6 separate regions of the Homo sapiens genome follow, and all the other regions are linked to region 1. Evidence: chromatin loops called from intact Hi-C (ENCODE). Cell type or tissue: heart left ventricle. All regions are shown on one strand.

Region 1 (5,000 bases):
AGACAAAAAACTGCTCCCTTTTGGCAACTAATAGCTACATGACTTAAGTAAAATATTTCTCATCTCTAAGCATCAGTTTCTTTGTCTGTAGCATAGGGTTCTTGAGTAGGTGCAATTTCTGTTTTCTTTGATTGCTAATACTCTGTGATTTTATGTTGAAGGTTTACCATTTTGGGCCAGGCGCGGTGGCTCACGCCTGTAATCCCAGCACTTTAGGAGGCCAAGGCGGGTGGATCACCTGAGGTCAGGAGTTCAAGACCAGCCTGACCAACACAGTGAAACCCCGTCTCTACTAAAAATACAAAATTAGCTGGGTGTGGTGACACATTCCTGTAATCCCAGCTACTTGGGAGGCTGAGGCAGGACAATCACTTGAACCCAGGAGGCGGAGGTTGCAGTGAGCCTAGATCGCGTCATTGCACTCCAGCCTGGGCAACAAGAACGAAACTCCATCTCAAAAAAAAACAAAACCTTTACCATTTGGACATCGCCCCTACCCCTTAATGCTTCCCTTGGGTCTGTGTTCAAGTCAGACTGCCTGCTCTGAGCACAGTGCAACTGGTGCTAAAAGGAGAGACACCACTAAGTAGGGAAGTATATTAGCTGAAGTCGACAAATTTGGCCTATATAATCCACATGTGAATTATCTACAGGTGGCTAAAAATTGGAAAATTGAGAGCAGACTACAAATGTATGCCATATAGGAAACAGGTGAGACATGACTAACTCTTCTTCCTGCACGACCCCCAAGATCCATTTTTGCACACAGGTACATTTCAAGCCTTGAGAGGAGTATTTACAACTCTCATTTATGTTTAATGCCTTGGTAGAATAACAAGCCATGGTTCAAGTTTACTAAACACATCTACAGAAAGAGACAATGTCTTCTAAATTAGAGAATCATCCCACCCATAAATGGGGGGTTCTTGGAGAGGGGGGTAGGGGAGACAGACATTTCTCACCTGGTTGCATGATCCTTGGTTTTGCTCCTAAGTATGCCAGGTTCACGTTGGCCTTTCTGCCATCAATGATGGGATTGGGATCCTTGCAGGCCCTTTCGGCAGCAGCCCGGTCAGCCATGGTGACCTTAGCAACAGACACACACAGACATACATACATAACCTCTAAATTAACCCATGAAGGAAATCAAGAATCACAATGGAGAAGTCATTCATGATAAAACTGAGATCAAACTTTTTTTCTATTCTTTGCTTCTTTTGGCTGGACCCTCCTCCTTGATCTCCCATTTTTAACAGGCGGGCGGGGGCGTGGGGGGGGGGGGCGGGTAGACGAAGGAAAAAAGAAAGAAACCCTCTAACCCTGCCTCCCCCCACCCCACCGCCGAAATCTTAAGGGTGTTAGTAGGGCCTAGCCGAGATTTGGAAGCCTAAATTCTTGGAACTCTAGATCCTCCTTCCCCCGAATCCCCCGCCCCCCAGGTCCCTACTCAGCCTCAGAGGCACCGTTTGCTTTAAAGAAAGTCCAGCCTTACATCCGCCCAACGCTCCCAACCTCGAAAACACTCCCCAACGACAATAGCTATTGTCCTACTCTGGGGCTCCCTGCTCTTCGGCAGCTGAATTTGCACGCTTAAATCTCTAGGAAGGAAGCTTAATATGCTCTGTTTCAGTTCGGCAAAGAGCCCTAGGATCATGATTTAAAAGAACCTACCTTTGCAGTTAAAAGGCGGGGGGATGACACAAGGGCAACAGCCCCAGACCTCGTGGGGTGTCCCCTCCCTGCCCCAGCCAAAACACCAGAACACACGCATTTTTACAAAGCAACAGCGCGCTTAACAACCGGCATCCAGCCCGGGAATGCAATTGTTCAGGGTTGCGGCCCCTCCCTCGCAACCCTCCGCACCCCAAATCCCGCCGTCATTACAGGTCTCTCCTTTCACCCCTGCTCTGCCCTGCCCGGCCCCCGACCTCGCACAGCGCTGGGTCTTCTCCGAACCCCGCGAGGCTGGCGCCGACCCTCTCCCCTAGCAAAGTTTCAGTTCACCCCGGAGCGAAGGGGCAGCGCCGCTCTACCCGCGGGGCTCCTCACGGGTCACGCCGAGCCCCTCACTCCAAGCTCCCGATCCCCGGGGTCAGCCGCCACTCCGTCCCTCCCCGTCACCCCCAGTCCGTGCAACTTACAAATCCATAGCCCCGGGACTTGCCCGTCTGCCGGTCGGTGATGACCACCGCCTCCTCGATCTCGCCGAAGACCTCGAAGTACTTGCGCAGGCTGGCGTCGGTGGTGTGGTAGGGCAGCCCCCCGACGAAGATCTTGGTGTACGTCGTGTCCTTCTGGGTCGTGTGCATCTTCGCACCCGCCCCGCGGCTCGGGCTCCGGCTGCGGCTGCGGCTCGGGCAGCGGCTGCGCCTCCTCCTCCGGCTCCGCGTCTCCCGCACCCTTTCGCGGCCGCCGGGGGCCAAGGGCGAGCCCGGGGGCGAGGGCGGCGGCGCGGCGGGGGCGAGCGGCCGGGGGCGGCCGAGAGCGCCGGGCGCGCGGCTTCCGAAGTCGCCAGCGGCCCTGGAGACTTGACTTCGCTCTCTCCTCCCGCCCCCCCTGCCGGTCACCGTACAAATTCTCCGGATCGTCTGGATTAGAATCGGGTTCTATAGAATGTGCAAGCGGTTTCCACTCACCCGGCGGGGAGGCCAAAAATGAAAAGAGAGGGTAGTTCTCAAGCGAAGAAGCGGGTGCTTTAGAGGTAGATTTTTCTTCCTTAGGAATCAGGTGCCTTGGGTGGGGTGTGGGGAGGGTCCGCGGGAAGAGCGTCCGAGCGCCGAAGCGGGCGGGGGGCGCGGCGGCGGGGCCAGGGGCGAGGAACTCCGCGCAGCTTCGGCTCTGGTCTGTCCCTCCCGCCGTGGGATCTGGAAGACGAGTGCCGAGGACAGCTCTCCACCTCTCTGCTCCCTTCCCCCGCGGGCCGGGGGTCGACGCCCGGCTGGGGAGGGGGGCGGGCCGGACGCCTGCGATTGGCCGCGGCAGCACCTGGGGCGCCGGGCGCCGCCGCCCCCCAGCTGTTGGGAACAGCTGCTTCTCTCCCCGCGCGGCGCGGCGCTGGGGCTCGGGGCTCCCGCTCTGTAGCCGGCGATGGGGTAGGGCTGGAGACGCCTGTAGGCGGCCTGGCTCTCGGCGTCGCCTGCTCTAACCAGTCAAAGTCTTAGGGACCCGGCGCAGCACCAGCCGGGACCCAGGGTGCGGGGACTGTGCCCAAGGAGGAAGCTGCGTTGCTTTCCAGAGGGGACGACGCGAGCTTTTTGGGTTAGGCCTCGGTGACAGGGCCGGCGACCTGGACTGGCGAACTGGGGTCCCCAGAGGCCTGGGGCGATTCGCTGAGAGGCCAATCCCCTCCCGGGCGCGGGGGGTCAAGGAGCTCGGCCGAACGAAACCCAAGCTGGACACCCTGGGGTCTGAAGAGTGAGAAGGAGGGCCCCAACTTTCTTTGGCCCCAAAAAGCCAGTGCGGGGAAGTATCAGAGAGGTAGAGCCAGAAGGAAAAGAAAGATCTAGCGCTTGGGTGTAGTTGGGAAAACCATTAGCTTTAATTGCTACCGCCCAGCCAAACCAAGTAACCGGAGATACCTATGTCCATCAGGCACCGCCTTCTATTTCAGAGGACCATAAGTTAGTATTTTAGCCCCCACAGTCACCAAATTTGTCTTTCCTCCCTAACTTAGTTATTCAGGAAGATTGGTACAGATGTCTTAGCATAAGTCGTTCTTTTTTTTTTTTTTTCCCTAAACAAAGAATTAATCTATTTCTTTCTCTTTGAATTACAAGAATGTTTAGTGGCTTGACCTCATCTGTTTTTATCTGGATGTAAATGTAAAAGGTATAATTTTTGAAATCAACTTATTGCATAACCAGTGGTTTCTACCAGCAGACCTGAAAGCATTTGTAGAACATAGGGCACCCCATATATATTTATTACTTTACATCAGCTTTTTGCAACTTCTTTTAATTGAGAATTCATTCAATTAGGCCTTAAAATCAATCAGTCATACTTGAGGTTTGGATGAAAATATTTGATGTGAGCAGAAGGTTTCATCCACCATTGTTGGTGCACAATTGCCTTTTAAGTCCTTTCTACGGGAGTCTACAGTCCCTACATTAATCGCCCCTGAGCCGCACCATTTATTCCATTAAAACAATTCAGTATGTTAACCGTTAGAGAGGTGCATACTCTGTTTCTCTCCAGGACACCTTTGCAGTCAACCCAAGAGGGTGAGAAATGTTGCATTTGCAAAGGCTAATGGGAATGCAAATATTCTTGTGCAAAACATTAAATTCCGTTTTTCATCTTGCTGACTTCCTCATGAGGTTGACTTTTTGACGTCACTGGTTTCTTTAAGTTTGAACCCCCAGTGGGAGATATAGAGAAATCAGAAATCTATTAAAGTTAAAAACATTTTTTTCACCCGATTAAAAAAATAATAAAGAATTTTACAGACAGATGAGAGCCAGAAAGTGAAATTGTAAACACCCTCTCTTCATTACTTAAGTTAAAGGACAGGTTCAAAAACGACTCTCTGTGCTGGTATGATGAAAGATAATTTTTAAAAGTTAGAAAAACAAAGCAGGCGGGGAAAGAGAAGAGGCGTGTTTTTTAATATTCAACATCCATCTTGTGTCATTTAAGAATTACTGTACGTAGATGAGGCTCAGGCAAAACCCTTTTGTGAAGGGAAGCTGCTTAGAGAGAAGCCTTAGAAGGGCGCCTTTGGCTGTCTCGCCTTTCTTCCTACCTGGATTGGGAGCCCACCCTGGAGAGGACTGTGATAATATCAGGGAAGGAGGGTGTCTGGGAGTGTAGCCAGCAGCTAGGATGTTCACTAGGTAAAGTGGTGAGATCTACAAGGAAATTCTGATCCCGGGTTGGAATACTTGTGTCCTAGAACTCAGCTTCTGGAAATAAGACGCCTCCTTGTCATTGTCCCTCCCATCCCGTGCAACCCCTGACTGCAGTGTTTTTATTCTTTCAAGGGAACAGTAAATACTTGATCA
Region 2 (5,000 bases), 110 kb after region 1:
GACAATGAAACGTCTTATGGCTCAAATCTCCACTGGCCTGGTATTCTGTTACTTGCAACTAAACATGCTTAACTGAGCACATTAAGTACAAACAGAACTAAAGGATGTTAGTAGGATTAGGTTCAACCATGATGTACAGAAATCCCAAAACAGCAGTGTGTCAAAGGAGATAGAAGTTTGTTTCTCTCTCATATGAGAGTCTGGAAGCAAATCCAGTTGATGTAGTCATCAAATGCTCATTCTAGCTTGTTAATCAGCAGCCCGTGGCCTCTTTCTCCAAGGTCACCTGTAGTCTATGTTGGTTGCTCCAGTTCTAGCCACCATCTTTTTTTTCATTCATCAAGAAGGAACAAAGGGAAGAAGGGGCACAGGCATGTGGCTTACGTCAACATGTCCAAGAAATAAAGGTCTTCAGGGATCAGACCCAGATATCTGGTGTATCTACAGGTTTCTGCATAAGGTATTGAAGGAGGTTCTCCCCACTTCAGAGGCACCCATGGTGTGTCCTTTTGGGAGTACTGACCAGAGGCAGTGTCTGCCTGGCAGGTTGGTACGTGGTGGGAGCCACAGCAAGAAGCTCAGTCCCCTCATTTCTCATGCAAGCAGGGTCAGTAGAGTGTGGATGTGAATAAGTGCTGGTGAAATACCCTAGGGTGGAGGCTTGATGTGGGAAAGGGGAGCAGGAGGCCCCAGAGGGAAGCGACTGCAGAATCACGATCATCAGTGTGGCTTCTTTATGCCTCCAGGTCAGCATGAACTGGGAAATGGAGGCCACGCAACTATGTGGTCTGAGTTATAATTGATAAAGACCAGGCCAGGCATGGTCGCTCATGCCTGTAATCCCAGCACTTTGGGAGGCTGAGGCGGGTGGATCAGTTGAGGTCAGGAGTTCAATACCAGCCTAGCCAAGATGTCAACACCCTTCTCTACTAAAAATACAAAAATTAGCCTGGTAGTGTGCACCTGTAATCCCAGCTACTGGGGAAGTTGAGGCATGAGAATCACTTGAACCCAGGAGGCAGAGGTTTCAGTGAGCTAATATCACACCACTGCACTCCAGCCTGGGCAAGACAGTGAGACCCTGTCTCAAAAAATGAATGATAAAGATGGAGGAATGAGGACAGGAACACAAAGAGGTAGTGAAAGACATGAGCACTGTCAACTTTCCAGCTGCTCTGAGCTCACCCTACTTCCAAAATTAACCCCAATTCTTAGAGGGGTCCTGACAAGGGCGTGGCTGAGGCTGAGATGGTTTCCCTGGTCACTAGAAGATAGCTAAGGAAGCAGAGGCCTAGGGCCAAACTCTCTGGACTGTTACAGTTCAACTCCCTGAGCAGATGAGACATAGCAGACAAAAACAGAGCCCGGTTTGAAGCTGGCCCTTTGGTTCCTTAGTTCTTTGGTCAAGTTACTTAACCTCACTCCACTTCAGAGGAGCACCTCTCTGTGGCAGAACGGGGTTTTCTTTTGCCCTCCCAATTCTTCTCCCCTCTCCTTGACCATCTTCAGTCTAGGTGCTGAATGGGTGCACAAGAAGACAGAGAAAAGACCAAAGCTTTGTTTGGATAACCGATTGAAGTTTTGCTGTGAACGGTGGTTATGTTAGCAAGAGGAGGTTTTTTCCTGTAGATGCTCCATGCTGGGGATGCTTCTTCTTGGACCCAATAAAGGCTTGGCAAGGCCTTCTCAGGACATACAGAACTGACACTCAGAACACTGAGGATCTCACGGTGCCCCTCCTGTCTACAAGGGGCAACCAACTCCCATGGGGGGAGAACATAGGGGAGAAAGGGCCAGAAGGATCCTGAGTGAGGGGGCCAGAGGATGAGACCAGAAAGAGAAGGATCACTCAGATGCATCTTAGCCGACAAGCTGAAAGGTTCTCAATCGGAAAAGAAATGTTTTGCATCATCTTCTTGCCATCTTTTTTCTTTTTTGGTAGTGGACTATTCTTGTACATTCTTGCATATGTTTGTGAATTTAACGAAGGGTTTGCATATCTCAGAGGGAACTGAATGAGCTAATGTATCCAAAGCACTAAGCACAGTGCCTGGCACATGGTGAGCAACCAACAAGTGTCAGTTACTGTATTTCTTTCTTTCTTTCTCTTTTTGAGGCAGATTCTCTCCCTGTCACCCAGGATGGAGTGCAGTAGCACGATCTCGATTCACTGCAGCTTCTGCCTCCTGGGTTCAAGCGATTCTCATGCCTCAGCCTCCTGAGTAGCTGGAATTACAAGCACATGACACCATGCCCAGCTAAGTTACTGTATCTGGAGTGGAAGAGATCATGGTTCTCATCTCAGTCCTGTGAACTACATGGCCTCAATGCTTATCTGGGACTTTGTTTCCTTACCTGTATACTGAGGACTTTGAGTGAGGGGATCTCTAAGGTCTGTTTTAGCTCTCATGGCTTTGTGTGATTGGGATGCAGGGCTAGGAAGATGGTGGGGGAATATATACAGCCAAGATGAGGAAAGCATTTTTGACATGATCTTGCCTGATGGGAATCAGTTGGGTGGGTTGGTGGCAGGAGCTCTCGGGGGAACTGAGTTCTTGCTCTGAAGTCCCTCTAAAGGCACCCAAATCCTAACCTGGAGAATCCCAGGGTGAATGTTTCTTCTTGTTCAGAAGGGAAGCTGTGTCTAGTCCTCAAATATTCCCCCCATATAGGACATTCTACCAACTGAGGATTTGTTTTTAAGGATCCTCTTTAAAAATGGAAATGTTTTGGGGAAATGGTGGTATCATCCTTTTTTTTTTTTTTTTTTTTTTTTGCCTCGGCCACCTGAGTAGGTGGGATTACCGGCATGCGCTACTACGCCCAGGTAATTTTTGTATTTTTAGTAGAGATGAGGTTTCACCATGTTGGCCAGGATGGTCTTGGTCTCCTGACCTCATGATCTGCCCGCCTTGGCCTCCCAAAGTGCTGGAATTACAGGCGTAAGCCACCCCGCTGGCGTTTTTTTTTTTTTTTTTTTTTTTTTTTTTTGAGATGGAGTTTTGCTCTTGTTGCCTAGGCTGGAGTGCAGTGGCAGATATCAGCTCACTGCAGCCTCCGCTTCCTGGGTTCAATCGATTCTCGTGCCTCAGCCTCCCGAGTAGCTGGGATTACAAGCACGTGTCACCACGCCTGGCTAATTTTGTATTTTCAGTAGAGCCGGGATTTCTCCACGTTGGTCAGGCTGGTCTCGGACTCCCGACCTCAGGTGATCCGCCTGCCTCAGCCTCCCAGAGTGCTGGGATTACAGATGTGAGCCACCGCACCCGGTCACTATCATCTTTTCTAATAAGAACTGGTTCAGGCTGGGCGCAGTGGCTCACGCCTGTAATCCCAGCACTTTGGAAGGCTGTGGTGGGTGGATCACCAGGTCAGGAGTTTGAGATCAGCCTGGCTAACATGGCGAAAACTAGTCTCTACTAAAACTACAAAAATTAGCCGGGTGTGGTGGCAGGCTCCTGTGATCCCAGCTGCTCGGGAGGCTGAGGCAGGAGAATCGCTTGAACCCGGGAGGCAGAGATTGTAGTGAGCCGAGATCGCACCATTGCACTCCAGCCTGGGCGACAGAGCGAGACTCTGTCTCAAAAAAACAAAAACAAAAACAGAAACAAAACAGACGTTTATTCTCTCACAGTTCTGGAGGCTAGAACTCCAAAATTAAGGTGTCAGCAGAGCCAAGCTCCCCATGAAGGCTTTAGAGAAGAATCCTTCTTTGCCTCTTCCTAGCTTCTGGTGGCCCCAGCACTCCGCAACTTGTGGCAGCCTCCCTCTGATCTCTGCCTTTCTCTTCGCATGGCTTCCTTCGCTGTCCATGTCTGTCTGTGTCTTCTTCTCTTGTAATAAGCACATCAGTCATTAGATTTACAGCCTACCCTAAATCCAGGATAATTTAATCTCGAGGTTCTAGCAAATGCATCTGCAAAGACCCTATTTCCAAACAAGGGCACTTCTGAGGCTCTGGTTGGACGTGAACGGGGGGTGGGACATGATTCAACCCACTATCAGGAGGACCTGGGAAGTGGTGCTGAATGGGGGATGGAACATGCCATCAAGTTAAAGGTTTTCTCTAGAACTGGTCTTCCTCCTCTTCTCTTGCCAGGTAGGGTGTGGCTCCTCCTTTCAGAATATCAGGCTTCAGGGGGCAGGACTGGCACCCGCAGATGTTGACCTAGGGAGCTAAGGTCACTTTCATTGCGTGGAGCTGGAACCAGCGAGCAGGCTCTCCTCCTGGCCCCCTCCCCTGCCCCTTCCCCTTCTCCCTTGCCTGCTTGCTTCCCCTGCAGAGGCACCTGATTCTAAGGAGCTTGTGAAGGCTTCATAGGAATTGGGCCATAGAATGTTTTGAATGTGACAGCCTGGTGTTTGAAGCTTCTGTCTAGGAAAAAAATTACTGGTGGGATTCACTCATGTAAATGGCATTCTTGAATTGTCTAAAAGTTATTGTGAATCACTGACATGACTTGTATGTGATTGGCTCATATACGACCTCTCTACTGAATACTATCTTGAAGATTCTATCTCGATATTCAAAGGCTCAGGTCTCACGGGCACATTAGTGCATCCCCTTTATGGGTAGCTCAGCAAGCCCAGGGGAAGGGTATGAGATTCTTATTAGCATCTGTCCTCAGCCAGGCAGTGTGCTCCTATGCAGATGTGCTGGGTGCTTTCCTTTTATGTAAATGTCTGATCCACAACAGGGCTATCCTCTGACTGCTTTCATCTCCCTCAGATCTTGCAGAGCCCTTTTAAGGTAGGGATCATTTGGCAGCTCTATCAAAGGATTTGGCCTCCTTATATCAAGAACGAAAAATCCTGACATAGCCCTGAAATTCCTTGAGACAAATAGTTCATATATTTTCAGTTCAATGGTGCATTAATCATGAGTTGCTTTTTTTTTCTTTGAATGTGATAAAAGATCAACTCAAATTAGCTTAAGCATATGAAGGGATTTAATAGGATACTGGATTTTCTTATATAATCAAAGGAGGGGTTGAACAAAC
Region 3 (5,000 bases), 80 kb after region 1:
ACAAAAAATTAGCCAGGCGTGGTGGCAGGAGCCTGTAGTCCCAGCTACTAAGGAGGCTGAGGCAGGAGAATGGCGTGAACCTAGGAGGCAGAGCTTGCAGTGAGTGGAGATCGCACCACTGTACTCCAGCCTGGACTACAGAGCGAGACTCAGTTACAAGAAAAACAAAACAAAACATCAAATGGAAGCAGTGTCAACAACCATTCCATCATTTAGCTAGGAATAATCTCCATTGCTCAGCTATGGTGAATATTGCAAAAGAGGGCATAATTACCTCTGAGATAAGCTGCCGAATCCATTGTTCTACAAGAAGTCATAAATGTAGTTGTTAGTCATCACAAAAATATTTTAAAATAGTACTTAAGGCTGGGCGCGGTGGCTCACGCCCGTAATCCCAGCACTCTGGGAGGCCCAGGCAGGTGGATCACGAGGTCGGGAGATCGAGACCATCCTGGCTAACATGGTGAAACCCTGTCTCTACTAAAAAAATACAAAAAATTAGCCGGGCGTGGTGGTGGGCGCCTGTAGTCCCAGCTACTCAGGAGGCTGAGGCAGGAAAATGGCATGAACCCAGGAGGCGAAGCTCACAGTGAGCCGAGATCGCGCCACTGCACTCCAGCCCGGGCGACAGAGCAAGACTCTGTCTCAAAAAAAAAAAATAAAAAAAAATTAAACTTTAGGCTGGGCGCAGTGGCTCATGCCTGTAATCCCAGCACTTTGGGATGCTGAGGAAGGTGGATCACCTGAGGTTGGGAGTTTGAGACCAGACTGGCCAACCTGGAGAAACCCTGTCTCTACTAAAAATAGAAAAATTAGGTGTGGTGGCGTATGCCTGTAATCCCAGCTACTTGGGAGGCTGAGGAAGGAGAATCTCTTGAACCCAGGAGGCGGAGGCTGCAGTGAGCCGAGATCGCGCTATTGCACTCCAGCCTGGGCAACAAAAGCGAGACTCCGTCTCAAAAAAAAAAATTACAGTTTAGAATAGTTTTATACTCCACCTGTGGCATCTCCTCAAAAGCCTCAATTCCTTGAGCAATGTGGTATACCATAAATGTGGATTATATGGTATACAGCAGGTACCATAGATGTTGATTCCTTAGAATTAGTGGTATATGCATGTGCGTGCACATACACACACACACACACAGAGCCTCTGTCACTCTTGAGATTGTCCTAATTCATTAAGACACATGAATTGAGTGACTATTGTGTATAAGGCCCTGCCTTAGATAGGCCCTGCAGATACAAAGTCATACAAACATGATTCTGTATCTCAAGGGTACCAAGAAATAAATCTATAATTATTTTCAAATACATTGAGTGAAATGATTGGTGCCTTTGAAGATGGCCTGTTTCAGATTTTAAAAGAGCGTAACTCTATCACTCATTAAGAGCTATTAGCAGCCCCCCTCTCCTTTCTTAAACATTTTCTTCTTTCTTTCAGGCTTGGCCTTTAGAGAGTCAAAATTATGTTCTCTAAAACAGCCTTCTCAGTCATGCTCCAGGGTGGCTCCCTTGTTATTTTTATGATATTGACTCAAGGAAGCACAGGCTTTGAGAGCTGGAAGGAACGTTGGATACATATCCCTTTCCCTGTGTTCTCTTTGAAACACGTGTCATGTTACTTTCCATTTCGTTATATATATTGTGCAGCTGTTCAAGTTCTGCAAGTGGGGAAGGTCATTGATATAAATAGGCACCTCACCAAATGAGGAGTGTGCTCCCGGGACCTTTGGAAGAGAAGGACCTCATCCTGTGAGTGCTGCCATTGTTAGGAAGACGGAGATTTCCTGTTCCCCCTCGATCCCTAGGCATTACAAATGGAAAGCGTGAAAAGAATTACAGAAATTGAGGGGAGGCAGAGGACCCTGAGAAGCGAATTCCTTTGTCAAGTTATGTCCTGAGACTGGTTTGATGTCTCCAAGGTTCAAGTTCTTGGAAATGGCTCAGAAAAATGTTTTTAATAAGCAAATTGCCTTGGGGGAGAATACAGGCATGTCTCTCAACATGATTAACTTACTTTAGAAACACAGAAAAACATAATCCAAGGTGTTAATCACATTTCATGAGGTCAGAATATCATCAGAGGTCTGGAGCATAATTTAATCAGGTTGACTGAATAAAGTTAAGGTTTTACCAGGTGCAGTGGCTCATGCCTGTAATCCCAGCACTTTGGGAGGAGGTGGGAGGCCAGGAGTTCGAGACTAGCCTGGGCAACATAGCTGGACTCCATCTCCACAAAAAATAAGTAAAATTAAGGTTGGTATTAACTTTACCTACATTTGTAATACCATACATTTTAGAAATATTGACTGATTTGTTTACTCCAGCATATCTTCCATTTAATGTATAAATGACAGGAATAACCCTCAATTTTTGGATGCCAGAAACAGGACGATTCACAAGGGAAAGCAACAGCATATCTGACCATATAACAACAAAGAACTTATATTTATTCAACAAATTTGAATGAACTTCCACTTTGTGACCATCTCTGCACTCAGTGCTCAAAGCCTTGCTAGTCTTCATCATTCCATCTGTGTTGAAAAACTAAAGAAAAACAGAAGTAGGCCAGGTGTGGTGACTCACGCCTGTAATCCCATTACTTTCGGAGGCCAAGATGGGTGAACTGTATCTGGAATTGGTGGATTCTTGGTTTATGTTGACCTCAAGAATGAAGCTGCACACCCTGGTGGTGTCACAGTTCTTAAACATGGTGTGCCTAGAGTTTGTTCCTTCGGCTGTTCAGATGTGTCCAGAGTTTCTTCCTTCTGGTGGGTTCGTGGTCTCACTGACTTCAGGAATGAAACTGCAGACCTTCAGCATTGAGTGTTACAGCTCTCAAATGCAGCATGTCTGGAGTTGTTCCTACCTTCTACTGGGTTTGTGGTCTTGCAGGCCTCAGAAGTGAGGCTGCAAACCTTTGCAATGAGTGTTACAGTTCATAAAGGTGGCAGAATTGTTCATCCCTCCCAGTGGGTTCACAGTCTTGCTGGCTCTAGAAGTGAAGCTGCTGACTTTCCCTGTGAGTGTTACAGTTCATGAAGGAAATACGAATGGAAACTGAGCAACAACAAGATTCATTGTAAAAAGCAAAACAACAAACCTACCACGGCACGGAAGGGAACTACAGTACGTTGTTACTGTTGGGGCTGGTGGCTTGCTTTTATTCCCTTATCTGGCCCCACCCACATCCTGCTGATTGGTCCATTTGACAGAGAGCTGATTGGTCCATTTTGACAGAGTGCTGATTGGTGAGTTTACAAACCTTTAGCTAGACACAGAGTGCTGATTGGTGCATTTACAATCCTTTAGCTAGACACAAAAGTTCTCCAAGTCCCCGCCCCATTAGCTAGACACAGAGTGCTGATGGGTGCATTTACAATTTTTTAGCGAGACAGAAAAGTTCTCCAACTGCGAACCCGTCTCAGAAGCCCAGCGAGCTTCACCTCTGACTGGAGCTCGCTGCAGGGAGTTTGGGGCACCCAGCCTGGGCAGTCCGGCAGCCCAGAGGAAGCTCCTCCCGGACAACCAAGAGGAAAAGAGGGAAAGCGAGAAAGACGGAGAGCCGCCATCGTGGCCAACGACCGCGCGAAGAAGGAAGGGCGATTCATGCACGGGACCCAGCCTCCAATCAAGCCCAGCAGGCGCCAGCCGGCGGCGCCGAGTGCAGGGCTCGCGAAGCCCGCCGAGCCTGCGCCCACCCAGAACCCGTGCCGGCCCGCGAGCGGTGTGCGCAGCCCCAGCTCCAGCCCGCGTCTCTCTCTTCACACTTTCCCGCCAGTAGAGGGAGCCGGCTTTGGCCTCGGCCAGCCCCAGAGAGGGGCCCTCACAGTGCAGCTGCGGGCTGAAGGGCTCCTTGAGCGTGGCCAGAGCAGACACCGAGGCCGAGGAGGCGCCCGAGGGCTGCTAGCATGTTGTCACCTCTCAGGATCACCCGAGGTCAGGAGTTTGAGACCAGCCTGGCCAACCTGCTGAAACCTCGTCTCTACTAAAAATACAAAAAAATTTAGCTGGTGGTGGACGCCTGTGATTCCAGCTACTTGGGAGGCTGAGGCAGGCGCATCACCTGAACCCGGGAGGCGGAGGTTGCAGTGAGCCGAGATCGCGCCATCGCACCCCAGCCTGGGCGACAGAGCGAGACTCCGTCTCTAAAAAAAAAAAAAAAAAAAAAAAAAAGAAAGAAAAACATAAGTATAGTGGGAAAACACTTTTACAAAAGTAACAAAATGTTCACATGTTGCTTACTATATAAAATTCAGTAGAATGTTGTTTATGATACTGATACTATGCAAGGATACATTACTCAAACATAGAAAAGCTGACAAGATAATAAGAAATTAATAGATTAAAATATAAATGGATATGGGAACCAAGAAGACTAAATGGAAAGCTAGGTGCCAAAATCTCTGATACCCGGAGGTCCTATTTGAAAATAGTCTCTTTAAAGAGGTAATTAAGTTAAAATGAGGCTGTTAGGGTGTGTTCTAATCCAATATGACCGGTGTCCTAAGAAGAGATTGGAACACACAAAGACACCAGGACAGACACCAGTGCACAGAGCAATGACTGTGTGAGGAGGTAGCAGGTGGGTGACCCTCTGCAAACCAAAAAGAGAGGCCTCAGAGGACCCAACCCTGCCAGCACCTTGATCTGGGACTTCCAGCCTTCGGAACTGTAAGAAAATTTTCTGTTGTTAAGATTTCCAGTCTGTGGTATTTTGTTATGGCAGCCCTAGCAAAGTAATACACCTTTCATAAAGATTCTGGGGCTCAGCAGAGCAAGAGGAATAAGAAAAAGTCTCTGAGAACTTGTACCTAGCAGATGAGCCCTTCTGAGTATCTGCAGGTCAATTTGATATTATCTGAGTGGTTAAAAAATTGAAATTCTGAATTTAATTTAAAAGTGGTCCCACAGTGTTACTGCTTCTAGGCACCCAGAATATGCAAATACAAATCTTCTTAGGAGGAATATGCCTTCATCTTACACATCAACAAATT
Region 4 (5,000 bases), 150 kb before region 1:
CATAGCTTGGCTGCCCTTATTCCTTACTGGTATCTGTGAAATGACTTTTAAGCACAGGCACAGGATTTAATATGATGCACATTTGTGTCACTCTCAAATTTCCATCCTGTACAATCAGGTATGTGAGGGCTTTTTTCCTAGGCAACAGGTGTGTTCTTGGAATAAAGTTCAACCCCCACTTCTGGCTGATGTGAGAGGCAACAGCTGCAAGCTTAATGCCAATGACACATGGTTCTGTAAGCGAGAGAAAAAATAAACGGCATGTTCAAAGTATTAACGTCATGGGCAGATGGACTATAGCTGCCTGTACTTTTCTTTGTGTTGTAGAGCTGGAGTCTAAACTTTCAGATGACAAGTGTTTCTTTCTTTCTCTCTTTCTTGCTTGCCTTTCTTCCTTCTGTCTTCTATTCTTTTCCTTCCTTTCCTCTATTTTTTAAAAACTAGGGAGAACATAAATTTTCTTAAGCATTACATATTCATTGCTGAGAATATTCCTTCATCTGAGTCATCCTGTTTACAGCCTGATGAATGAAGAGATGAAAAACTTAATATTAACCAAGCTACACTTTATAACTCACTCTGTTCTAAAAAGAACTTAAAGGGACTGTTTACTGTGCAATTTGAAGACAGCATACAAATCTTACTTTTTTAAAAAATGCAAAGTTAAATATACTTATTTATAGGTCTCATTATTCTCTTGTAAAAAGCTTCTATCTAGAATTTTTGAGATACTCCTAATGAGTTATAATGTACTGTGTACCTCAGAAGCCTAATGTTGGCATTAATGAATAGTAACCATAATGATACAATGATTACTGTCATAGTGTTCAAGACAGAAAATGTTCATCAATCACTCAAGCATCTTTTTCAGTGTATTGCAGATAATATTCCTTTGTGTATGTTAGCGTTCAGGAGTTATCACGCCTCAGAATACAAGAGGCTCAGCCACTCTCTTGCTGCATACAAGGTTTCTTGTAAACAAAAACACTGAGGAAAAAAACAGACTAGAGTAGTAACAATAGTGCTGTGGGATACATTTGACGTGGATGCATCTTAGTGCCCAGGTTTTTCCAGAACTCGTATATATCAAGGCTTGTCTCTTTCACCAAGGGGTACTTCAACAGAAATGGAGAAGTATCTTTGTTTTTCTTAGATGTGGCAAACAAATACATTGCAATGTGATGAGATAAGCACCTATTTAATTACAGTCTTGGAGCCTCTGGCATAACCGGAGTCACTGGATCCCCTGGGAGACTGGTGTTGGGTGTTGCATATGATGTCTAATTGGGAGGGGAGCAAAAAGAGAATCCCTTTATACTTTTTTTAACTTTTTTTTTTTATTATACTTTAAGTTTTAGGGTACATGTGCACATTGTGCAGGTTAGTTACATATGTATACATGTGCCATGCTGGTGCGCTGCACCCACTAACTCGTCATCTAGCATTAGGTATATCTCCCAATGCTATCCCTCCCCCCTCCCCCCATCCCACCACAGTCCCCAGAGTGTGATATTCCCCTTCCTGTGTCCATGTGATCTCATTGTTCAATTCCCACCTATGAGTGAGAATATGCGAAAAGCCCCAAACCACAACTTTATTCAAGAATCAGATTTTCTGTGAATCTATACTGAAAATGGTTTTGCCAGGATTCTGTCATTGCTGAGAAATCTATAGGTAGACAGATTTGGAATTCAATCCTTAGTGAGAAACAAAGGCCAAAGAAAAAGAAGAACCCAGTGATACATTTCTTTTCATGTTTTTAATTGGTTTGGCTATCACATTCGATTTTCACTAAATGAATGCAAACAATGACTAACCCCGGAGATGATGCTAATATTTTTTAAAATATGAAAAGTGTCTAAAACTGGCAGGCTAGCTTAGGTACCTTTAAAGTTCTCTTCCAACCCAGAGATTATCAAATTCTGTGTTTTTGCTTTTCCTCAGGCTGTACTTTGTTCAAAATTATAGTAAGATATACTTAACATAAAATTTACCATCTTAACCATTTTCAGTGTACAGCTTAATAGTGTTAAGTATATTCACATAGTTGTACAATCTCCAGAACTTCTTAATCTTGGAAAACTGAAACTCTGTACTCATTGAACAATTTCCTATTCTCTCCTCCCTCCAGCCTCTGGCAAACACCATTCTACTTTGTCTCCACAAATTTGACCGCCCTAGGCACTGCCAATAAATGGAATCATACAGTATTTGTCTTTTTGTGTCTGGCTTATTTCACTTAGCATAATGTCCTCAAGGTTCATCCATACTACAGCATGTAACAGCATTTCCTTCCTTTTCAAGGCTGAATAATATTCCATTGTATGTACAGACCACATTTAGTGTATCTGTCAATGCACACTTGGGTTGCTTCCACCTCGTGGCTATTGTGAATAATGCTGCTATGAACATGGGTGTCTCTTGGAGATGCTGCTTTTAAATTTGGGGGATATACATAGAAGTGAAATTGTTGGATCTACAGTAGTTCCATTTTTTTTTTTTTTTGAGGAGCCAACACACTGTTTTCCACAGTGCCTGCATCATTTTACATTCCCATCAACAGTGCGTAGAGGCTCCAGTTTCTCCCCATCCTAACCAGTACTTGTTAATTCCTGTTCTTTGGATAGTAGCCATCCCAATGGATATGAGGTGATATCCTCAGGCCGCATTTTACAGAAAGAAGAAGGGTGGCTGGTGACTGAGTCAGCTCAGCCAGGGGACCTTTTTAAAAGCATAAATCAAATCGCCCTGAGTCCTCTGCCCGGTGACCCCGGGTGGCTTCCCATCACAGTGGGAAGGAGAGCCGAGTCCCTCACTGTGACTAGAAGAGCATGTTGTACTCTGAGCCCTTGTTACCCCTCTCCCTTATCTTTTCCCAGGCCTTCTGTTCTGCTGGGAACACACCAAGCTTGCTCTGAGCCTTCGCTCTTGCTGTTCCCTCTGTCTGGAACTGTCTTCCCCACATCACTCCACAGCTCACTACCTCTCTCCATCAGATCTCTGCTCAGTGTCACCTCAGATACACCTTCCTATCTCAAGCAATAGCCCTGTTTCCAGCACTCTAAATCATGACTCTGCTTTCTTATTCTTTTCGTACTTAAAACTACCTGAATTCATTTATATATTTGTATATATCATCTGTTTCCCAGACTAAAGTGGAAGTTCTGTGAGAACAGGATGTAGCCTATCTTGTTCATCCCCATGCTCCTAGCTTCCAGAGCAGTGCTGGACAATACTCTATCCATAGGCCTTGCAGGAACAATTAAATGAATAAATGGGTAAATGAATGTTTTAGCCACCATCTGCCTAGCCAGAGTAAAAACTAAATAAATAAATAAAGATCTCCTCAGGCTGTTAGCGTTGTCAGAGGCTGGGCTGGTAAGTTTAAACTCTCTACTGAGAACAGGGGAGGAAAGTACTTACATGGGTCTCCACGTCCCCAGCAAGGATCCTACTGTTCTTTAAAAACTCGGCCACCATACTGTCCATCAGCTTGTCAAAGGCTTCCACGGAGGGTGCCACACCTTGGGGAAAGGAGCAGTTTGTTATTCCCTGGCCGTTGAATGAAAACCTGGGACTAGCCGGGCACGGTGGCTCACACCTGTAATCCTAGCACTTTGGGAGTCCGAGGCAGGCAGATCACCTGAGGTCAGGAGTTTAAGACCAGCCTGGACAACATGGTGAAACCCGTCTCTACTAAAAATACAAAAATTAGCCAGGTGTGGTGGTAGGCATCTTTAATCCCAGCTACTCAGGAGGCTGAGGCAGGAGAATCTCTTGAAACTGGGAGGTGGAGGTGATCTCAGTGAGTCGAGATCGCGCCACTGCACTCCAGCCTGAGTGACAGAGCAAGACTCCATCTCAAGAAAAAAAAAAAAAAAAGAAAACCTGGGACTGTCTTGCCATAGGCAATATGGAAGTTTAATATCATCAATTTCATTCTCACCAATTCATTTGCTAAGTCATTCCTTCACTCAATCAATGTGTTTGGTTTTTTTGTTTGTTTGTTTGTTTGTTTTTTGAGACAGGGTCTCACTGTCACCCAGGCTGGAGTGCAGTGGCGTGATCTTGGCTCACTGCAACCTCCTCCTCCCAGGTTCAAGTGATTCTCCAGCCTCAGGCTCCCAAGTAGCTGAGGCCATAGATGCGTGCCACCGTGCTCTGTTAATTTTTGTAGTTTTTGTAGAGACAGGGTCTCACCATATTGGTCAGGCTAGTTTCCAACTCCTGGGCTCAAGTGATCGGCCCACCTTGGCCTCCCAAGGTACTGGGATTACAGGCGTGAGCCACCATGCCCGGATCTCCATCAATGTTTATTAAACATTTCTCAACAGCTCAGGAAAACACTGTTTTCCTATTTTTCATCCTCCTGAGTAAAGACGCTACATAATTTCATTTCATTCCCTCCGGACCCAGGGAGGTAGGTAGCACCATCACAGATGAGGAAATGGCTGCAAACACAGCACCTGACAGGGCCAGAGTTACAGACCAAACAAAAGGCAGATCCAAAACCTGAACCCAGCCGAGTCATCCAAAGCCAGTGGCCCTTCTTCCATAGCCACCTGCTCAGGTGCTATAATGACCTTACAAACAGTTACCAAGATTACCCAGGACAATCAGAAGGTAATAATGAACTCTGGGCAAGGAGGAAAAGAAAGCTGATTTCACTCATTTTCTTCCTTCTTCACTCCCCAGGGGGTGGGGGGACAACCATAGTGGGAATGAAATTGACTGCTGAGCCCATACCTGTTGGGTTCAGAGCTGCCAAATTACTGGCAAAGCTCAAGTGGCAACTGCCCAACAGGTGTGCTCTGCATTTCCTTCCCTGCCTTTTAATTAACAGAAAAAAAATCTAAGTCCCTGATTTCATGTCCCTAATATTGAGAAATACAATACTGAGAAACTATGAAAACTCTAACCAAAATCTAGGATTCCTTTTCTCTATGCTCACAAAACTATTAGGAGAGTGTCTTTCTTTTTCTCTTTTTCCCAATTACCCA
Region 5 (5,000 bases), 110 kb after region 1:
GCCTTCTCTGGCGCTTCATATCAAGCTTGGTTTTACAACAGAAGAGCCCAGAGTTATTCTAATAGAGTATCTATATCAACATAGATGCCAGAAACAAAAATTCATGAGTCAGGGCCTGCGGTTATGTGAGCATGAACACTGGGTCCTATTTGGCATCTGGGCCTCCAGCATGGTCAAGAATCCTGCCCTTTCCAGGATAGCTGAAGGAATGGCCGTGACCAGCTGCCTCTTGGAAATTCTGATCTAGCTTCCTGAGAATTTGCACAGCCGCTAGGGCAGCAATTTTACCCTGGGACACGCTTCTGAGCTCAACTGTCTTTTTTTTGAATACAGTATATGATTCTAGCTGAGGACTCAACCACCAGGCCCAGGGCCAGCGATGATCCTATTTCCGTTAGGAAGAGTCAGGAACACTTTGCCTTTAATCCTGTCTCAGATAACATTCAAATGCTTTAACCCATAAAAATAAATTCAATTCTTTGAGGTCTAATGTGTGTCTGTGTGTTTATATATAGACGATTGGAGCTATATTTCATTATTGGCCTTAGTAGAAAAAGCAAGGGCTAAATGTCTGTAAGATGAAGCCTATAAAGCCGTTTTACTCATTTATTTATTTTCACTTTTTTTTTTTTTTTTTTTAGAGACAGGGTCAGTCTTGCTCTGTGACCCAGGCTGGAGTGCAGTAGCGTGATCATAGCTCACTGCAGCCTCAAACTCCTGGACTCAAGCCATTTCCCACTTTAACTTCTCTGTAGCTAGGACTACAGGGGTGCACCACCATGCCTGGCTAATTTTTATTTTTAATTTTAGTAGAGACAGGGCCCCCTTGTGTTGCCCAGGCTGGTCTCAAACTCCCAGACTCAAGCAATCCTCCCGCCTCCACCTCCCAAAGCGCTGGGATTTACAGGCATGAGCCACGGCACCCAGCTTCATTTTAAAACCTATAATTATCTTGATAATTTGGGGGGAAATGCATTAAGATTCAGTAAAATAATGAGATAGATTTTTAAAATTCTAAAGACAGTATTTGGATTTATAATTATAAATACCATTCAAGCAGGCCTAACATTCTCAATTAGCAAAACGTAAGAAAACAATTTCTGATGCTTTTGATCCAGATCTTGAATGAAGAGACTTGTCTTCCACAGAATGGGGCTTGGGTTTGTCAGAAGAGATGTTGTAGGGACATTGACTATGGCAAAGCCCATAATTTACGAATTTGTCCAAAGCACCACGTGGTGAATAGGTAAATACTGCTCCAGTACCCCCAGGGAGAAATAATGCAATGAGTTAAATTTCTTAAGAGAAGTCAAGCGAAAACCCTTTTTATCTCTAGTTTTTAAATGGTTTTTCTAATCTGCATGCATATATATATATATATATATATATATATATATATATATATATTTTGTGCCTTAGTAAATATAGCATAGTGAACATAAGCAACCATTTCTTAGGCAAGCCAGAATCTGAAAGTGTTTTAAGGTCATCCTTTAAAAAAAATCAGCGCCCGTATGTGGAAAATCAACCTTGTAGGTTAGTAGTGGCTGAAAGTTCAGAGATATTCACAAACTCAGCGTTTGTTACCTGTGTGTTTTTAACAAGTCTCTGTTTTTATATAGCTTACCCCTTAATGATAAAAACTGCGTGCACAAAAATTTCCTTAAGTTGATGGTACTGGTTGATCAAGTTATAGTTAATAAAAGTAAATGTATACATATATTTATTTAAATAACTATATTTTACTTTTTATAAATATATGTACTATTTAATTATAAATATATATGTTTATATACTTATTTATTTATGATTACTCCCTTTTATAACATTCAGAGTGTGCTTTGTCATTCAAACCTTTTTCTGTCCCCACCACGGGGGTTGTGAGCTGCCCGAGGGCAGCAGTGAACTTGCACAGGGCTTTGTATCCTGAATGCCTAGTTGGGTGCTCCTTATGACTGTGGATTTAAAGCTGTGGTTCTCAACCTTGGCTGCACCTTGGAATCCTCAATCGAGCTTTCACAAACACTGATGCCAAGAAAGCTGGTTTAATTGGTGTATAGAAAGTTCTGGGTATTGGGAATTTTAAGAGTTCCCCAGATGATTCTAATATGCAATCAATGTCGGGAACCACGGATTTCAGGAATCAAGTATCCAGCCGCAGAAGTGGCAGCATCACCTCTCTGAGACGCCAGAGGGCAGACAGGCAGCCAGAAGAAGGCAGTGGGTAACACAAAGGCACTTCTGGATTGGCCTGAAACCACATGGGACGTGCTCACTCCCAGCAGAGCGGCCTGGTGTGATAATAGTGTCATGGGAATTTTTCTGGCCTGCTAGTCACAGGTAGTTGAGATGTGTGAAAGGAAGTGTTTGAAGGTATTAGAAAGCTTCAGAACTTAACTTCTTCTCTGCCATTGGTTTCCAAACTATCACATAAATAATTCACAAAAAGAGACATAAATGAATAAGGAATATATGGAAAATGTTTAGCTTTAGTAGTAATCATTTCAGTGCAAATCAACATTAAAATTATTTTAATGATATTGAGGGTTCACAGGGATAGAGTGAAATTGGTCTTCAATTGACAGAATCCATTGGGCAGCATGGATCAAGAACTATAAAAATGTTCTTATCCTTTGACTCCATAATTCCTTTCTGAGAGTCTATTATAAGGAAACAATTCACAATATGGGAAAACCTACTTGGAAAAAGATGTTCATCATGGTTATTGCTAACAGTGCAATATCAGAAGCAGTCAAAGTATTAAACAACATGAGAAAAATTAAAAAAAATTATATATATATATATATATATATATATATATACACACACATACATATATACACGTATTTTGAGACAGAGTCTTGCTCTGTCACCCAGGCTGGAAGTGCAGTGGTGCATTCTTGGCTCACTGCAACCTCTGCCTCCCAGACTCAAGCAATCCTCCTGCCTTAGCCTCCCAAGTAACTGGAACTACAGGTGTGTGCCACCATGCCTGGCTAATTTTTGTATCTTTTATGTACAGATGGGGTTTCTCCATGCTGCCCAGGCTGATCTTGAACTCCTGGGCTCCAGTGATCCGCCTGCCTCAGCCTCCCAAAGTGTTGGGATTACAGGCATGAGCCATCACACCCAGCCTAAAAATATACATTATATCCATTGGGTGGAATATTATGCAGCAATTATGACAATAGATAGAAATGAAAATTGTGTTATTCACAGAAATGTTTATGCTCATTATGATACAGTGCTGTTTGTAAACTATTACTTCAATTGGGTTTTTGAAAAGGCCACTTGAGATATCTTCAATCCCAAAGTACTCCTCTCCTGGAAGGAATGCTGTTACGGTGCACCACACATTTGCTTTCTTTTTTTTTTTTTTTTTTTTGAGACGGAGTCTCGCTCTGTCGCCCAGGCTGGAGTGCAGTGGCGGGATCTCGGCTCACTGCAAGCTCCGCCTCCCGGGTTCACGCCATTCTCCTGCCTCAGCCTCCCAAGTAGCTGGGACTACAGGCGCCCGCCACTACGCCCGGCTAATTTTTTGTATTTTTTTAAGTAGAGACGGGGTTTCACCGTTTTAGCCGGGATGGTCTCGATCTCCTGACCTCGTGATCCGCCCGCCTCGGCCTCCCAAAGTGCTGGGATTACAGGCGTGAGCCACCGCGCCCGGCCCACACATTTGCTTTCTATGTTGGCTGGCCTCTCATAGCTTCAGGTCTTTCATCTAAAGCACCTATCCTTGGAAATAGCTGCTGGTCCTTTTCATCAGAGGTTGCCATGGGTACAGACATTTTTTCTTTTTTAACTAACTATCTTGCACGCCTTTAAAGAGCCAGATATCAATGAGAGGGAAAGGCAATTAAATACAGTGAAAATTCTTTCTGTATATTGCACACAGGAGAAATGAGAAGCCCATTCCATTCATCTTTTAGGTGATCTATTCCTGGGGTTTCATCCCCTTAATTTGAGATTTCTGGATGTTCTTAAAGAGCCTTGCTGACTACCTTAACGAGCAAGTTGAGGGTAGAGCTTGTTACCGACAGATCAGAATCTCCAGCTTGAGTAATGCTAAAAATAATCAAACAGGAAATGGGTGTACAGAGGGGGAATTGCTACAAAATGAATAAGAATTATCTTGAAAATTCATCTGTGAGAATTCCAGGACTTGTATGGATACTGGAGCTTTGGGGTTTCTTCCAAACAGTTATGCATGAGAAAGCAAATCTGTTGCTCAATACAGAGGCTGCGGTTCATTTTCCTGCTAGTGAACATAGGCAATGCCTTTGGATTCTACAGCGAGCTGTGCCACAACCAGGTAATTAACACAGAGTGATATAAATACGGATTAAGTTGTGGTATAGTACTTGTCATCTATTAGTAACTTATGATGAAAAGTTATTAAACCATTATTTTTAAATGATGTAGTCCAAGTTATTTTCTACAATGTGGCCTCAGCATATGGTCAAAGTCAGGCTGGATCCAATAGGATTCCTTTCCATCAGAGAGGATGGAAATCACCTTGAACAGATGAGTTGCCACCATCAGAGTGAGGTGACAAAAGTGGCTATTTGAACCTTAAGACTTTCTATTTTATTTATTTACATATTTATTTTTAATTATGGTAAAAAGCATATAACATAAAATTTACCATCTTAGCCATTTTAAGTGTACGGTCGTGTTCAGTATGTTCACATTGCTGTGCAAAGGATCTCCAGAACCCTTTTCATCTTGCAAAATGAAACTTTGTACCATTAAACAACTCCCCATTTCCCCCTCCCCAGCCCCTGGCAATCCTCCTTCTACTTTCTGTCTCTATTAATTTGACTACTCAGGGTACTTTAGATCAGTGGAATCATATGATGTTTGTCTTTTTGTGACTGGCTTGTTTCACTTAGCACAATGTCTTCAAGGTTCATCCAGGTAGTGACATGTGTCAGAATTTCCTTTTTTTTTTTTTTAAGAATAATAGACATAAGACTGTTTCTGACACTTATTTTCTCTCT
Region 6 (5,000 bases), 190 kb before region 1:
CTGCCTCAGCCTCCCAAGTAGCTGGGACTACAGGCGCCCGCCACTACGCCCGGCTAATTTTTTGTATTTTTAGTAGAGACGGGGTTTCACCATTTTAGCCGGGATGGTCTCGATCTCCTGACCTCGTGATCCGCCCGCCTCGGCCTCCCAAAGTGCTGGGATTACAGGCGTGAGCCACCGCGCCCGGCCCATTCAGCACTATTAACAGAGCAGAAACTTACGCATATTTATGAAGTGAGACTATCGAGGTAATTTGGAAAAGCTCATAAAGTGAGTCACTGGTTTAGATTCTAAGGTGCTACTCCTTCCTGAAACTGTCAATCCAGACCACTGGGAAATACCACGGCTAAATGGCTAAACTGAAACATAACTAAGCGTGATACAAAGAATGAAACCTTTTTTTTTTTTTTTGAGACGGAGTCTGGCTCTGTTGCCCAGGCTGGAGTGCAGTGGCGCAATCTCGGCTCACTGCAAGCTCCACCTCCCGGGTTCATGCCATTCTCCTGCCTCAGCCTCCTGAGTAGCTGGGACTACAGGCACCCGCCACTATGCCTGGCTAAATTTTTGTATTTTTAGTAGAGACGGGTTTCACTGTGTTAGCCAGGATGGTCTCGATCTCCTGACCTCGCGATCCGCCCGCCTCGGACTCCCAAAGTGCTGGGATTACAGGCTTGAGCCACCGTGCCCGGCCTAACTTTTTTACCTTTTACTTCTCTTGTAGCTTTTTTCTACTTCCAAGATCAATGAAACCGATATTTAAAAACCCATTAAAAATCCTTGCTGTGCACATATAATTAACAGTAGTTACTCAACAGAATATTTTCTTCATGCCTTTGTATTAAGAAAAACCCAACTTCATAGCAATATTTCAAAATAGACATTTCATTTTACATTAGGGCCAGAATTACTTTATTGCATTATGTTATCTGTCATATGGCCCTTGACAACAGAACTTAGCAGCACTAATCATGGCCAAATCTTTCAGGAAGATTCAGCAATTCTGATTGAGCAATGCTATGACATTTTCTGGGCATGGACTTAAGAAACACTTGGGAGTTTGGCTCTGTGTTCCTTCGTTTGCTTTTCCTTTGCAATTTCTAGACCTGCCACTAGCACCAAGTAATTTACCCAAGGTATGCTCTGAGATCAGTCACATGATTACTTTGTTTGGCATTTTAAAATACTGGACAATAACTTGACACCTTATCGTTATGGTAAAACATTTTATAGGGAAAAAGTATAAACTCACTGTAGTTAAAAGAAATTTTGAAATATCGCATACATACATAGATACATCTATTTATACCCAAGTGCAATAAAAATTCAGCTGTTAGATTTCAAAGTCTTTCTTGTCTTTCCCTGGACAGCTAGAGAAATGGGGTATTAGTCTGGAAAATCCCTATGAGTTTTTGGAAAGACAATACATTTCCACAGAGAAAGAGCTCATTTTAGCCAAACCAAGTGACTCACTCTGGTGGACTGGCCAAATGCTCACCAAATCTGTTACTTCTTCCTTCCAGGCATAGAGGTGGGTTAAATTCCCCAGTCTCCTTTGCAGCTAGGAATGACCAGAAGACTGAATGAAGGTGAGGTGACATAGGCCATTTCCAAGCCCAGCCCATAAAACCTTCCTGCATTCTCTTTTCCAATTCAATGGCTGAGGAATTAGAGGAGTTGGGTGCCCCAAGATGGAAGAAGCCTGGACCCTGAACTACCATGTGGAAGAATGGCAACCAAAAACACTGGAGCAGACCTTATGTGAACAAGAAAAAAAATCTCTTCTGTTAAGCCTTTGAGATTTGGGGACTTTTTGCTAAAGCAGTCAGACAACACTGACTAATAATGAACTTTTCTAGTCAGTCACATGACCCTCGCCTGCTTTTTCTCATTTAATCCTCACAATAACCCTTTGAGATAGGAATTATTTGTTATCCCTATTTTAAAGACAAGAAAACACGGGCTTAGAAAGTTTAACTGCCTTCCCCCAAGTGGGTAACTTGACAAGTTGGTTTGGTTAGAGTGGGTCAGTGGATTACCAAGTTAATTCTCCAGTAGATACCGAGAAAAAGATAGAAGATTCTCAAACTTAGAAGACATAGATGAATTCGTTTTTCTCGCATTTGGATTAGCAGAGCTAATGAGTAGAAAATGTGAAATTCAAATCCAAGTAGGCCCAAGTCCAAAGTTTCTGCTCTTGACAACCCTCACAAATTAATATGTTTTATTAAAATCCTGAACATATTTATGCCCACTAATAATCTGGATCTCTCATGCATCTAAATAATTAGCTTAAGTCCTAAGATCACTGCCGCTAGGCTTTTTTGCTTAGTTTAATGTGAACAAATTATTAACAAATTTGATGACTGCTCCATGCCTTAGAAAATCCTTATGGAGAAAGTGCTGAGCGGAGGACTGTGCTGGGCATGTGCATTCACTCAGAGATGGAGGAACGGCCAAGAAGGTTCACTAACCTTCCTTCTCCATCTAATTTTTCAGATTGTATAAACAATGAAAGGAAAGAGAATCAGTTTTAGATGCCTGCTTTATGCACAGGAAGGCACTATTTCCCTTTAAAGTACAAGTTCAAATAAAGACAAGAAAACGAGAGGGAGGATAGTAGAAACGCGCTCTCTGTCTCTCTCTCTCCCCCTTATGGAGGAATACAGAACTCAGACTTCCTAGATAGAATAAAACCTACCAGGCAGCCAATGACCATAAATCATCTTCCCTGAAGTTGAAAAACTTAAGATTAATTTTTTCTCTATGTGCAGGTACATATTGATTCCATGCAAATACACACACACACAGACACACACACACACACAGACACACACAGACACACACACACACAGAGATCATTTCACTGTCAGGTCTTAGCAGCACGAGAAATGCTGGAGAAAATAGGGAAAGTGTGAAGGCAGCAGAAAGCCTGCTGTACTTATGGCCCCTCAGCTATAGTTCTCCACCCTCCGGGTGCTTCTCTTCTGCTCCTGCAAACTACTCAGGGTTAGACTGGTGGGACATCAGTGGGAGACCTCCCAGGAATTCCCCGAATGATAGTCTTCCTTGGGGTGGTGCCCATCAAGGCATCAGATGCGTGGTTTACAAAAGGTTACCTCTGCAGCTCGGGCGAGAGTTTTGGAGTCACCCATGGTTAAAATTGTTAACACTCTTGTTTTCTCATCTCTCCCAGGTGAGGTGAGGTGAGGTGGCCTCAGGCCAAAAAACACTTGTTCATGTCAACTCAACACTTTCTACAATTTTATTTTGACATACAACTCTTATAAATGACGTGTAGTGTGGCTCTTACATGTAGGGTCTGCAAAAAGGACTCTGGACAGTGAATAAAGGAATGGGTCCAGGTCTACATCCTGGGGCTGGATTATTAATGTATCACTGAATATTGTTTTTTACGTTTGAGAACTAGAAATAACATACTTCCTCTATGCTCACCTGCTGTAAAAGTAAATGAATAGTTGAGCAAGCCAGGGTGGGGGCTTCTTGGCCATTTTCCATGTGAGAATCCTTCCATCAACTGGAAGAGGATGGGCTTGACAAATTCTAGACTATAAGAAGTGCTGTAAGAACTGGGCCATTCTTTTGCTCAAAGGTTATTTATGTAAAATACAACAAGGGGAGACAAGAAAAGCTGAGATGCTTTGCAAATATTTTATAATGTGTTTTGTGTCATGAGCATGTAATAAATCAATGAGAAAGGTGCTTCTGAACTGCAAGGTGTGACCACTAGTGCATCTTAAGATCAGTTCAGTGGGTGATGACCACAGCACAGCATAGACTAGAAGAAAAATGTCAGAATGCAGCGCACATGGTAAGAATACTGTTTTGTGAAACTGGGTGGTAAAGTAAAATATCCTTTTTTCTGTGGGTCAAGGCTGAAATGTTGAAATGTCCTAGTATTAGAGAATGCAAGAGACCTGTTTCCTCATTGCCAAAGTGAGAAAGGAAATTTGAAATTGGGGGTCACCATTGTCAATCAGGGCTGTCAATGAATCCTTTATCCGGCTTCTGCCAGGATAGATGGAAGGGTGAAGGTGGAGGAACTGAAGGGCACATTGTGGTCTATGGCCTGTGGTCTTATTAAAAAAAAAAATTCAACATGGATAGAACTGGAGATTGTTATGTTACGTGAAATAAGCCAGGCACAGAAAGGCAAACATTGCATGTTCTCACTTATTTATGGGATCTAAAAATTAAAATAATTGAAATCATTGACATACAGAGTAGAAGGATGGTTACCAAAGGCTGGGAAGGGTAGTGGGGGAGCTGAGGCGGGGAGGTGGGGATGGTTAATGGGTAAGAAAATAGTAGTTAGAAAGAATGAATAAGGCCTACTATTTGATAGCATAACAGGGTGACTGTAGTCAATAATAATTGCACATTTTAAAATAACGAAGAGTAGGCCGGGTGCTGTGGCTCATGCCTGTAATTCCAGCACTTTGGGAGGCCGAGGCGGGCGGATCACGAGTTCAGGAGTTCAAGACCAGCCTGACCAACATAGTGAAACCTCATCTCTTCTAAAAAATAGAAAAATTAGCTTGGTGTGGTGGCGTGTGCCTATAATCCCAGCTACTCAGGAGGCTGAGGCAGGAGAATTGCTTGAAGCTAGGAGGCTGAAGTTGCCGTGAGCCAAGGTAGCGCCACTGCACTCCAGCCTGGGTGACAGAGCAAGATTCCGTCCCAAAAAAACAAACAAACGTTAAGAGTATAATTGGGTTGCTTGCAACACAAAGGATAAATATTTGAGGGGATGGATACCCCATTCCCCGTGATGTGGTTATTATGTATAGCATGCCTGTATCGAATCATTTCATGAACCCCATAAATACATATGCCTACTATGTACCCACAAAAAGTTTTTAAAAATTCATTACCTTAGAGTTCAGCAACAAGGGAATTGAGAGAATCCCTATTAGTTTTCTATTGCTGTGTTACAAATTACCACAAACTCAGTGGCTTAAAACAATATCCATTTATCATCT

The links. Hi-C counts contacts between places; a loop is a spot of excess contacts. Peaks named below come from ENCODE experiments on the same cell type or tissue, not always from the same donor. Only the 100,000 strongest peaks of a DNase experiment are listed, where the experiment ranks them.
Region 2: it touches region 1 in a loop (2.1-fold over the local background); 31 of 110 quality-filtered maps call a loop at or near these places.
Region 3: a loop joins it to region 1, with 2.3 times the contacts of the local background. A loop is called at or near these places in 12 of 110 quality-filtered maps.
Region 4: a loop joins it to region 1, with 2.6 times the contacts of the local background. A loop is called at or near these places in 9 of 110 quality-filtered maps.
Region 5: it touches region 1 in a loop (5-fold over the local background); 33 of 110 quality-filtered maps call a loop at or near these places.
Region 6: a loop joins it to region 1, with 2.4 times the contacts of the local background. A loop is called at or near these places in 21 of 110 quality-filtered maps.

The regions. Positions count from the first base shown.
Region 1 is chr6:17,278,891-17,283,890 of GRCh38, reverse strand. It overlaps RBM24 (RNA binding motif protein 24), which reads right to left and starts at 2,530. Exons shown (of 4, transcript NM_001143942.2): 1 at 2,142-2,530; 2 at 963-1,086. The coding sequence starts at 2,309. In heart left ventricle, a CTCF peak has its summit at 2,607; DNase peaks (open chromatin) are centred at 2,020, 2,550 and 3,000; H3K4me3 peaks cover 4,450 bases; H3K27ac peaks cover 3,974 bases.
Region 2 is chr6:17,172,690-17,177,689 of GRCh38, reverse strand. No RefSeq gene overlaps it. Among named protein-coding and RNA genes, the nearest start is that of STMND1, 73 kb to the right of the region's middle. In heart left ventricle, no CTCF peak of the experiment used is centred here; no DNase peak of the experiment used is centred here.
Region 3 is chr6:17,199,376-17,204,375 of GRCh38, reverse strand. No RefSeq gene overlaps it. Among named protein-coding and RNA genes, the nearest start is that of RBM24, 79 kb to the left of the region's middle. In heart left ventricle, no CTCF peak of the experiment used is centred here; no DNase peak of the experiment used is centred here; H3K27ac peaks cover 757 bases.
Region 4 is chr6:17,425,114-17,430,113 of GRCh38, reverse strand. CAP2 (cyclase associated actin cytoskeleton regulatory protein 2) reads right to left here. Exons shown (of 13, transcript NM_006366.3): 3 at 3,424-3,524. Among named protein-coding and RNA genes, the nearest start is that of CAP2, 34 kb to the right of the region's middle. In heart left ventricle, no CTCF peak of the experiment used is centred here; no DNase peak of the experiment used is centred here; H3K27ac peaks cover 708 bases.
Region 5 is chr6:17,164,749-17,169,748 of GRCh38, reverse strand. No RefSeq gene overlaps it. Among named protein-coding and RNA genes, the nearest start is that of STMND1, 65 kb to the right of the region's middle. In heart left ventricle, a CTCF peak has its summit at 2,180 (motif pointing right); a DNase peak (open chromatin) is centred at 2,208; H3K27ac peaks cover 250 bases.
Region 6 is chr6:17,467,242-17,472,241 of GRCh38, reverse strand. All of the region lies in intron 4 of CAP2 (cyclase associated actin cytoskeleton regulatory protein 2), which reads right to left. Among named protein-coding and RNA genes, the nearest start is that of CAP2, 76 kb to the right of the region's middle. In heart left ventricle, a CTCF peak has its summit at 2,641; no DNase peak of the experiment used is centred here.